Regions from separate parts of the Homo sapiens genome. Here region 1 is linked to region 2. Evidence: chromatin loops called from intact Hi-C (ENCODE). Cell type or tissue: ovary. All regions are shown on one strand. Links, peaks and the distances in the headings refer to the core of each region. The heading gives the core; the rest is flanking DNA.

Region 1 (5,385 bases), core at 306-5,305, 93 kb before region 2:
CCAGAGGATAAGCCATTGTTAACCAGGCAAAGGTCAACTGTGCATAAAGGTAGTGTTTCTGGCAGAGGGACAAGCATGTGTATAGGAAGATGTAAGTACCTATGATGATTTCTCCAAAAAACTTAGTGGTCTCAACCAAAAGTCCTGATTTCCATTAAAATATGAAAACAACTATTATTAGTGGTGTTATTTGTTTAATATTAACTGTGTGCCAGGGAGTGTGATATAAATAATATGGAGTCTTGGCCACAAGATGCTCACAGTCTAGTTAGTTGGGCAGTAAACACACCACTAAATTGTCAGCTAGTAAGATATATCAGAGGAATGCACCAGGAAGTGGGTGTGTTGGAAATTTGGAGACTGGCTAGAGACTTGTAGTCTGGGGAAGTAGAGGAAATAGAGCTTTAGTTTAACTGGAAGGCTGGTGTATTAATTTGTTCTCACACTGCTAATAAAGACATACCAGAGACTGGGTAATTTATAAAGGAAAGAGGTTTAATTGACTCACAGTTCAGCATGGCTGGGGAGGCCTCAGGAAACTTACAATCGTGGTAGAAAAGGAAGCAAGTAAATTCTCCTTCAAGTGGTGACAGGAAGAAGTGCAGAGTGAAAGGGGAAAAAGCCCCTTATAAAACCATCAGATGTCATGAGAACTCACTCACTATCACGAGAACTGCATAAGACTAACAGCCTACATGATGAAATTACCTCCCACTGGGTCCCTCTCATGACACCTGGGGATTATGAGAACTACAATTCAAGATGAGATTTGGGTGGGGACACAGCCAAACCATATGAGTTAGGTAAAGATTCAAAGAATCAAGGGAAAGATGACAACATTTCTGATGTGAAAGGTAGCAAAAGCAAAGATGGGGGAAATGGGCTGGAAGGAGACCTGTGAAGCAAAGAAAAGAGTCTAAGAAGGAGGAGAAAAAAATTCAATGAGAAGACCACTGGCAGGTTTAAGCTGTAAATGCCAGTCTAAATTTCAGGGTTGAAGCTGATGGGTGACAGCCAATGGAGAAAAAGGAAGGAGACTTACAAAGTAAAAACAGTGTGTTCTAGGACCTGCCCCTCAAAGTGACATCCACGAACCACCAGCCTCAGCATGTGAGATTGCCAGATCTCAGGTGACCCTGCAGAGCAATGAACAGGGAATCTCATTTTCACAGGACTTCCAGATAATTCTAGTGCTTGTCATAGTTTCAGAAACACAGCACTTGAAGATCAATTTGAATAAATTAAAATAAGAAAAGATGAGGGAAGCAAATGAAGTGTCTTCTGCAGGCTTTTAGCATGAACTTCTAAGGATCTTGTTTGTGATTAACCAGAGACATGAGAAGAGACAAGTGGTAAGGATGAAGAATCAAAAAGGCCTGATACCTGCACAGTTAGAGTAGATAATGCACAAACAACACACAGGGTGGGCAACTGGGGGAAGGAGGAAGAAGAATGCTGGAACCATGATAGACGCAGGGAAGTCAAGGACAGGGTGGCATGGAGGGCAGCTGATATTTGGAGAGAGAGTAAACAATGGCCTTTTGAACACATTGATGAGAAATTTCCAGGACAGCCTGACCACGGAGGTCTTCAAATGATGTCATGGAAGATCCAGTGGAGGGAAGGGCAGCATGCATTCCCCATGAAGGGAGGACCACTCTTTGGGTCTCCACTCTATTTTCAGTTCCTACAGCAGTATTGGGCATAGAACTGGCACTTAAAAAAAAGAAAAAAGTCAATCAACCAGGAAGGGAAGGGTAGAGTGACGCACAAACCGCCTGCCTGCAGGTAGCCTTGGGAGCTTGTTATAAAGGCACCTCCAGGACCCACCCAAGCCCTACTACTTCCCCCTCTCTCAGGGTAGACCTTGAAATATGAACTTTTACCAAGCTAAGAGATTCTGAGACTTTCTCAAATCTGAGGCTTTCAATTATAAAGACAAAGAAATCAAAGCAAAGGAAGACTCAAGATAACAAATTTGGATGATGCCCACCAATAGGAGAACGAAGCGTTTAATGAATAAAGAGAAGTAAAGTGAAAGCAAAGGTGGCTAAAAATGATCACAATCCATTTGGATCTCCTCAGCATTCAGTATCTTACTTTTTCTGTAATGCATTCATAGTTGTATTGATCCACTTCTTGGGGGTAATAAGCTCCATAAGTTTGCTACCTGGTAGAGAAAGCCTTATTTAATTTTCTTTTGAGCACCAAATGAAATCTACCTTTATGAAATAAGTTTGACATGCAATGATTAAGCTCCTAGTGTGTACAAGTTGCACTGAGGTCAAGGGATATAAAAATTAGTAAGATTCAGTTCTTGCCATGGACACACCCATTGCCTATGTGAGAGACTCACAATAACAGCAGCAACAACAACATCAATAGTCCAAGTGCTGAGAAATGGTCAAAAGGTGGATTGTGTGAGGGCAACCAAAGCATCACGGAGTAGTGGAGTAAGCCTCTTCAGCAACCCAGGAAGGCTTCTTGGAAGTGGCAGCACACGAAGAATAAGCAGGAATTTGCTAAACAGAGAAGATAGGTACAGAGAGAAGAGTTTGGGAGAGAAAGCTGAGATCTGATCCCTGTGGTCCCTATGGGCATTTGCCCATGGTTACTGGGCATGATGAACCCGGACAGGCAGATGAGGATGGAGAAGAGGACTTAGGATTGTGGGTGGAGCCCAGCAGACTCCGCCTGTTGAGAGCCATCAAGGTGGCACACAGGTGGGGCTGGGAAGAGGGCTGCCCCTTCCTCCCACACCGCCAGGGCCTCCAGCCCAGTGTCTTGGAAGGCAAAGCCTGGAGAGAGGGAGTGAGAAAAGCAAATTCTGGCACCCCCGCCCTGTGACTCACTCTTGGCCTTTTGAGCTCTAGCCTTTGCCGAGAAGCCTGGAGGTGCTCAGGGAAGCTGCTGGGAAGTGAGGCCTAGGCTGGCCAAAGCCCTCCTTTTCCGTCCGACACACAGGGACAGGCAGTAGACAAATGCTCCTGAGGCTCTAAGATGCCATCAATTGCAGGAGAAAGTCAAGGGACATGCATGCCAGCTGAGGCTGACTGAGGGCTGAGGGGTCAACTGTTATAAGATGGGGAAACTGAGTCTTAGTGAAGGAACAGAGTTGCCAAGTCCATACAGTTAGATCTGAGCCAAGCTTGCAATCATTTCCAGGCCTCCCAATATGTATCCAGTGTCTCAAAGAGCATCTCCTTTTGTGAAATGAGAATAAATGAGGCTAACATATGAATTCAGGCTTCAAGCTATTTTGGTTGACTGAATGGTTTATCCCAGAGGCTGGTAAACTATGTCTCATAGGCCAAATCTAGACATGACCATCTATGTATTGCCTGTAGCTGCTTTCACGTTGCAATGCCCAGTTGAGACTTTGCAACAGAGACTATACTGTCCACAAAGCCTAAAGTATTTACCGTCTGGCCCTTTGGAGAAAAAAAATGTGTCAACCCCTTTTCTAACTCAATGCTTCTCAGATTTAAGCATGCCTGAGAATCTGGTAGGGAACTGATATGAAATAGTTGGTGCATTTACAGTAGGACCTAGGAATCTGAAGGTAATAAGAGTCTTAGGGATTTTGATGTAGATAACTCAAGACCACTCTTTGAGAAACTTTGGCCTATCGTTGGCTCAGGAGAGGCAGGGCTGACTCTAGGAGCGTCCTGGGCTTTGGGGACCAGGTCTGCAGTTCAGGCTACACCAGGTAGGACATAAAGGCTTCTTTACGGACGTCCAGAGCTCCTCCAGCTTCCACAGAGAAAAGCCCCAGCAGGCCTCTGCAGGGTTACTCACTTGGAAGGCACAGAGTACTGGCCACAGAGGAATGAACCTCTCTTATCAGCTATGTGGCTCTGGTGGAGGCATTTTCTCCCTGGGCCTTAGCATTCTCATCTGTAAAATAGACCACTCAAATCCTATTTATTCAGATGTCTTTCTGTCCTATGGTTGCTAATCTTTTTTTTCCTTTCTTTCTTTCTTTCTTTCTTTCTTTCTTTCTTTCTTTCTTTCTTTCTTTCTTTCTTTCTCTTTCTTTCTTTTCTTTCATTCTTTCTTCTTTCTTTCTTTCATTCATTCTTTCTTTTTCTTTCCCGCTTTTTTTTTTTTTCAGAGTCTCTGTCACCTAGGCTGGAGTGCAGTGGCGCGATCTCAGCTCACTGCAACCTCGTCTCCTGGGTTCAAGTGGTTCTCCTACCTCAGCCTTCTGAGTAGCTGGAAGTACAGGTGTGTGCCACCATGCCTGGCTAATTTTTGTATTTTTAGTAGAGATGGGGGTGTCACCATGTTGGCCAGGTTAGTCTCGAGCTCCTGATCTCAAGTGACCCACTCACCTCAGCCTCCCAAAGTGCTGGGATTACAGACGTGACCACCATGCCCAGCCCAGCTGCTGATCTATTATAGTGAATGACACACTAATACCAATGTCGCTGACATCCCCATAACGTTGGCAGAGTACCAGGAAGTGACGATGTGACTCGGCATCTGCTTTCTAACTCCTGGTCTCAGGGGCCAACAGACCTCATGAAAAGAGACTAAACGGAAAGTTGGGGAAAAGGGAAAGTTGTTGAGAGAAAAATGAATAACCTTCACTGCCAACAAGCATTTATTCACATAACTAACCATTAGACAGTCATCTTTTGTTGAGAACATGTGATAAACCTTGTGAGCATAAAGAATTACTACTGGCTCTGCATTGAGGGGCTTATCGTACTGAAGAGCCATAATCATTTTGGCATTTACAATACCCATGGCTTTAATTTGGCTCAGTGGTTACAGAAAAGAGAGGAATACTAATGTGTTAATTTGAAACACTTAAATGTGTTCAATGTTATTTGTATTAGCTAAAAAAATTTGTGATAACTTATACACCGAACGATAGAGGACTGGTGTTTAACTAAATGAAAAACTTTCAAACCATAGAACCATCAAAAATTACATCTACTGTGAGGTCTCCAACATTGGTGTTTTACTGACACTGGGAACTGGATCATTCTTTGTGGTGGGGAATGCCCTGTGTATCATAGGTTGTTCAGCAGCAGCCCTGGTCTTGAACCACTAGATGTCAAAAGCAAAACCCCTACCCACTACCTCTAATTAGTTGTCACTAACTGTAACAATTAAAAATGTCTTTACACATTGTCAACTGTCCCCTGGGGGATAAAATTGCCCCTTGTAGAGACTTATTGGTCCACGGAAAATTTTGAATCATCCTAGAAATTACATACACTAGCATAGGCAAGAAAAAAAAAATGAAAACTAGGCATAGAGTATGATCTTCTCTATAGAAAATAATAGTAGAAGGATGAGGAAAAGAGAAAAGAAAGGGGAAAAAGGATAGAAGAAAATGAAAAACTTAGTGACACAGAAAGGACTGAAAGGAAA
Region 2 (5,385 bases), core at 317-5,316:
GTTCCTTGACATAGCCCAGATGAAAAAAGAGAAGCTTACACAGTTGAAACAATTCTCCCCAAATCCTTTAAAGGTTAGATCCATTAGAGAGACTGATAATATCAGAGGGTTAATTAAGACAAGGCCTCAGCACTGACTCCCTTCACACAATAAGAACAGCCCAATCCCTGAGTATGTTGGTGGGAATTATTCCTCGAGCCTTAATGTTATGTAAGGATATATGCACTTAACTTCAGCCTTAACTACTTCATCTGAACTTCAGAACACAGCTCATTACCCTGATCAGCTCTGCTGCAATTCCTGCTACCCATCTCAGTGTCCCTGCTCTCTGTGCCTAGGAGACAGCAGCAGGGGCACAATTTTAAGCACTGGCTTTATTTTCTCCTGAATCTTTGCTCCTGCTCTTTCATTGGTTCAGTGTGCCTTCTCCCTCCTTGACTTCTGGTTCCATAACCTAAGAACCCTGTCTAAAATTTGTATAGACAAGAATTTTGCAATAGGGACACTTTCAGTTATGACATATCCCTGTATTTGAAGAAACTGGGTGACCAGCCGGTGAGATTTTATTTCTAATAGCTGGAGGAGAGCCCCTGGTGCAGAATGATGGGAGTGTTCACTGGAAGCTCACCTGGCACACTCTGTTGTTTCAGGTGAGCACATGGATCCCCCAACTGGTTCAGGATACACCTTTAGACCTTGAAGAGAGTATTCAGTTCCATGCAAACCAGTTGGTTCTCATGGAACAACAGGGAGACCAATGAGAATGAGAACATGGACCCAACTCCTATCTGTGAGATGTGTTCCAGCACCATGAGGCCTTGTGAATGCTTAGTGAAGTGCTTAGGAGAAATTGTATTCCTTCTCATGTGAAACTGAATAATCATAGTGCATTCCATACATGATACAAGGCCCTAGAGATCTAAATAGATACCAGTGAGGAAAATATTTTATATTTATATCTATATATGTGTATATATATATATATATATATATGTGTATATATATACACACACACACAAACACATATATTATATGTGAAAGATAATTACATATGATGTGAGATTAATATATAGTATATATTTATTTATAAATATAAGCCTAGAAAGAGAGAGATGTGTCTCCCATGAGAGTTTCACTTCTGGAAAACACAAACATAAAAAATTAACTGCTGGCTAGGGGTCAGTATTGACTCCCTTCACACAATGAGAACAGCCCAATCCCTGAATATATTGGCAGGAGTTATTCCTCAACCCTATACATTATGTAAGTATATATGTGCGTAACTCCAGCCTTAACTACTCCATCCCAGTGAACTTCAGAACACAGCCCAGCACTCCGATCTGTTATTTCAGATGAGCACATGGGTCCCTCAGCTAGCTCAACACACCTTTAGACCCTGCAGAGAGTATTAAATTCCATGCAAATGAGTTGGTTCTCATGAAACAACAGGGAGACCAATGAGAATGAGAGCATGGACCCAACTCCTATCTGTGAGATGTGTTCCAGCACCATGAGGCCTTGTGAAAGTTTAGTGACATGGTAGAGGGTGGAAGGTCATCTCCACAAAAACAGCTTAACTTTCCGTTCAGATGTTCGTTTGTTTCCTACTTAATGCAGAAAGAAAATAACAAATAACATTGGTTCTTGTTACCAATAGGCTATTCCACATATATTCTAAGGGGTCCATGTGTCTAAGAGGCAAAAACATGTTAGTGTCTGGAAGATATTGCAGAGAAGCTCAAAAAGCCACCTTGTTTTAGTGTCCTTTTACATGTTCTCTGAAACTAGTAAAAAATGCTGTTGGACTGTACACCTAAAAATGGATGGATGGCTAGATGATGGATGGATGGATGAATATATGGAATGATATATGGATGAATAACAGGATTTTTTAATCCCTTTATCCCCCAGACTATTACAAAGCCTGACATACAACAAGCTTTTAATAAGTAAAGAACAGACATGTAGCTCTGATATCTTAATAATAGATCAGCTGGTCACTGGCCTTTCAAGACCTGGGCTTGGAGAAAATTCAACCGCATCTGACACATGTTGGTATCTGTTCATTCATCAAAACCTAGAGATTCTGATGTTGCATGCATGGCTTCATGTGTCTCATAAGAGCATGACCATTATATGGGGTAATTTGAAGAGCATTGCTACTCTAAGATACTTTCTGAAAACTCTACCACTAGTAGGATGAAATTCAGGAGCGGGGCAAGGAACCAATGAAAGCCTTCTTCCTTCCAAGTCTGTCATGAGAGGGTCTAGAGAAGAAAAATCCTGATACTCTGTCTGAGCACCCAAATTGCTTGCTCAAGTCACTCTCCTCTGCAGGCCTGATATGTCCCCATGTCCTGAATCCTTCCCAGATACAACGGAGGCTGACCCCTGACCAGGTGAAGCCTCATACAGGTCAAGTGTGTGATGAATTCTCGATTTCCAAATAAATTAACCTCAAACTCCCCATATACATGGAATGATGACACAAAAGGAACCACACTGAGACCACAAAATAAAAGCCTGGTGTTTGTGCCTGGTCTTGCACAGAAATCTGTTCCCTCTGGGGTTTGCATGAGTAGGTGGTTTTTAAAGGTAATACAAAGCCATAGTTACCACCAGGATTTTCATAGTCCCATAGAGGAAAAAGTCCTGTAATGTTGTATCTTCTTAGTGCTTTGTGCCTTGGAATGTTTTTCTCTCCCTCCTGGCCAAAACTTTTCTACAAAGTATCCCGGATCTACTCTCTTTCTCTGGTAGAATTTGAATCGATTTCATAGGAATTTACAGGACCCCTAGGAGCCAGGTGCTGGTTTGAGTTTGCTGGAACCAAGACACAGAGATTAAACATAAGGCTTCTGCTTCAAAACACTCGCAAAATCATGAGAGAAATAGGTAAGTAAGAAGACAGTGACAAAAGGGTGGCATGAGGAAGCCTTGTGATGGAAATGCCGTGTATCTTGACTGTGGAAATGCTGATTGTGATCACAGGAATTGATGCATGTGATAAGACTGCACAGAATGAAATCACACACACACAAGTGCATGTAAAACTGGTGAAATCTGTGTAAGTTGGGTACATTATAACAATGTCAATTTCCTGGTTGTGCTATTGCAGTCATTTTGCAAAATGTCAATGCTGGGAGAGAATGGGTGAAGGGTACACAGGAGCCGTCTGTATTATTCCTTACAACTGCACGTGAATCTACAATTACCCCAAAATTTAAAAAATTAAAATACATATATAATTACAATGTACAATCACCAATGCCATGCCAGTGGGCCCTGAGAGCAGAGTGGAGATACATCATCCCACTTAGATAAGAAAGTAGTAGTCAAAGAAGGGCCTCTCAAGGAAGGAGAGAAGTCTCAGCTATCAGTGTGAGTTAGCTAGGCTGAAAAGGTGGGGAGGAGGAAAGGATGCACCAGGCTGGAGGAAGCCCAGACCCGCAGGCACCATGGCTGGGTTGATAGTATGACCCTTGAGGCAGGTGAAAAGTGCAGTGTGGACAGCGTCCCTCACCCTGCCCCAGCAAGCCAGCTCTCCCACCATTCTGCTGCTACCTCCTTGGGCTCAGGCCACTCCTTTTAGACCTAAAATAAGGCCTGTTTTCATCTGTAACAGAACCCCCTTCTGCCTCCTCCCTTTTACAGGTCATTTGTTTGTTGAAGAAAGCAGAACATTCGTCTTAGAGAAGTTCCCAAATTATCCATTTGAATTATGGCTTCATAATAGGGTCTGCATCATTTCTCTATCGCCTGCATTTCCTGTAAGCTGGTAGTTTTACTATTACCATGACCATAATCATCATCACTATTACATTACTACCAAATCATCCCAATGTTATTGGAAAGGTAAAAATGTAGGCAATAGAGTGATAGCTTCTAGAAGTTTCATTTCTCTTTCAAATAACTTTTTTTTTTTTTTGAGATGGAGTCTCACTCTGTCGCCCAGGCTGGATGGAGTGCAGTGGCATGATCTCGGCTCACTGCAACCTCTGCCTCCTGGGTTCACGCCATTCTCCTGCCTCAGCCTCCCAAGTAGCTGAGAATACAGGCACCTGCCACCACGCCCGGTTAATTTTTTTGTATTTTTAGTAGAGATGGGGTTTCACTGTGTTAACCAGGATGGTCTCGATCTCCTGACCTTGTGATCCACCCGCCTCGGCCTCCCAAAGTGCTGGGATTACAGGCGTGAGCCACTGTGCCAGACCTCAAATAACTTTAAACCAAATCTTTCCTCCCCATGACATAGAAAATAGACAGCAACCTCATTGGTGCTTAAGTTTAGAAAGAGACTCTAGTACAAAGAGTATGTGCAGACTTGTGCAATGGCCAAGAAGAACCAGCACTGTAATTGCATTCAGCTCACAGAGTTTTTGGAAACAGATCTTTCTGACGGTAACTTCCAATAAAGTTGGTGGGTGTTACATTAATGACTAGACTCTTAGTCACCTCAAAGGAATGAAAATCAGATGACACCAGGATGGTGGAGGGAGGGGAGATATTAGCAATTCTGATTACAGATATGAATGTAATTTCAGGGGCGTTTTATAATTGCTTTTATGCTTTGATTAAGTGCCTCACGTAATACTGGGCTACAAGATGGGACGCTGGAGAGACACAAGGAAACCCAAGATTATTTACTAGCCTTAATGCCAGTGCCCTGAGAAGGCCGAAGAGGGCATATGTTTGATCATCAAATGCAACACAAAACCTTTACTTCTCAGCTTGCCCTGTGTGCTTTAACACTCACAAACAACCTGCAAACACACTGCTGCATATGTGTGTAGCAAATACCAGTTTACGGTTAGTTATAGAAATTCCCAAAGAATTAAGGGCATTTTCTAAAAAGGTTAAGGGGTGGAGGTGTCGGGGACTGGTAATAAGTCCAAAAGCTCTGTATCATCTGCATTTGCCATCTCATTCCTATTCCACCTGTCTGTAAAACAGATTTGCTCAGATCTTTTCTACCAGTGGAAAGGTTTTGGAAACAGTCCTTTCAAATAATGTCTGTCCAGTAAGATAGGCTTAAGGACACAGGTTCAGGCTAACATCTTTAAACACCCACCACCATTGGAAACCAGAGAACGAGACTTCTAGAAATTACAGTTCACCTGATTTTTCCTTTAACTTCCTCCTTTAATGATTTGCTATTCTTGTGAAACCAAAACAAACAAGAATGTTATAATAATGATGTTGCGATGACAGAAGCAATCTTCTTGGATCTAAGGATTCACACTGTGCCCATAAAATGAGTCACTTGGTCAGCTGGTCAACACTCACTCAACAGCTCCCTAAGACACACTCACAACAGATGTTTTAGGGATAGATACAAAGATGGACCATTTACCAGTGTTTGCCATGATACCATATGATATGATA

What was found. A loop is a pair of places that touch in the nucleus more often than their neighbours do. Peaks named below come from ENCODE experiments on the same cell type or tissue, not always from the same donor. Only the 100,000 strongest peaks of a DNase experiment are listed, where the experiment ranks them.
Region 1: it touches region 2 in a loop (2.2-fold over the local background); 6 of 110 quality-filtered maps call a loop at or near these places.

The regions. Positions count from the first base shown.
Region 1 is chr16:79,705,541-79,710,925 of GRCh38, reverse strand. All of the region lies in intron 2 of LOC105371356 (a long non-coding RNA gene), which reads right to left. Among named protein-coding and RNA genes, the nearest start is that of LINC01229, 62 kb to the left of the region's middle. RefSeq lists an enhancer at 2,293-2,792. In ovary, for the core only: no CTCF peak of the experiment used is centred there; a DNase peak (open chromatin) is centred at 2,857.
Region 2 is chr16:79,612,250-79,617,634 of GRCh38, reverse strand. No RefSeq gene overlaps it. Among named protein-coding and RNA genes, the nearest start is that of MAF, 14 kb to the right of the region's middle. In ovary, for the core only: no CTCF peak of the experiment used is centred there; no DNase peak of the experiment used is centred there.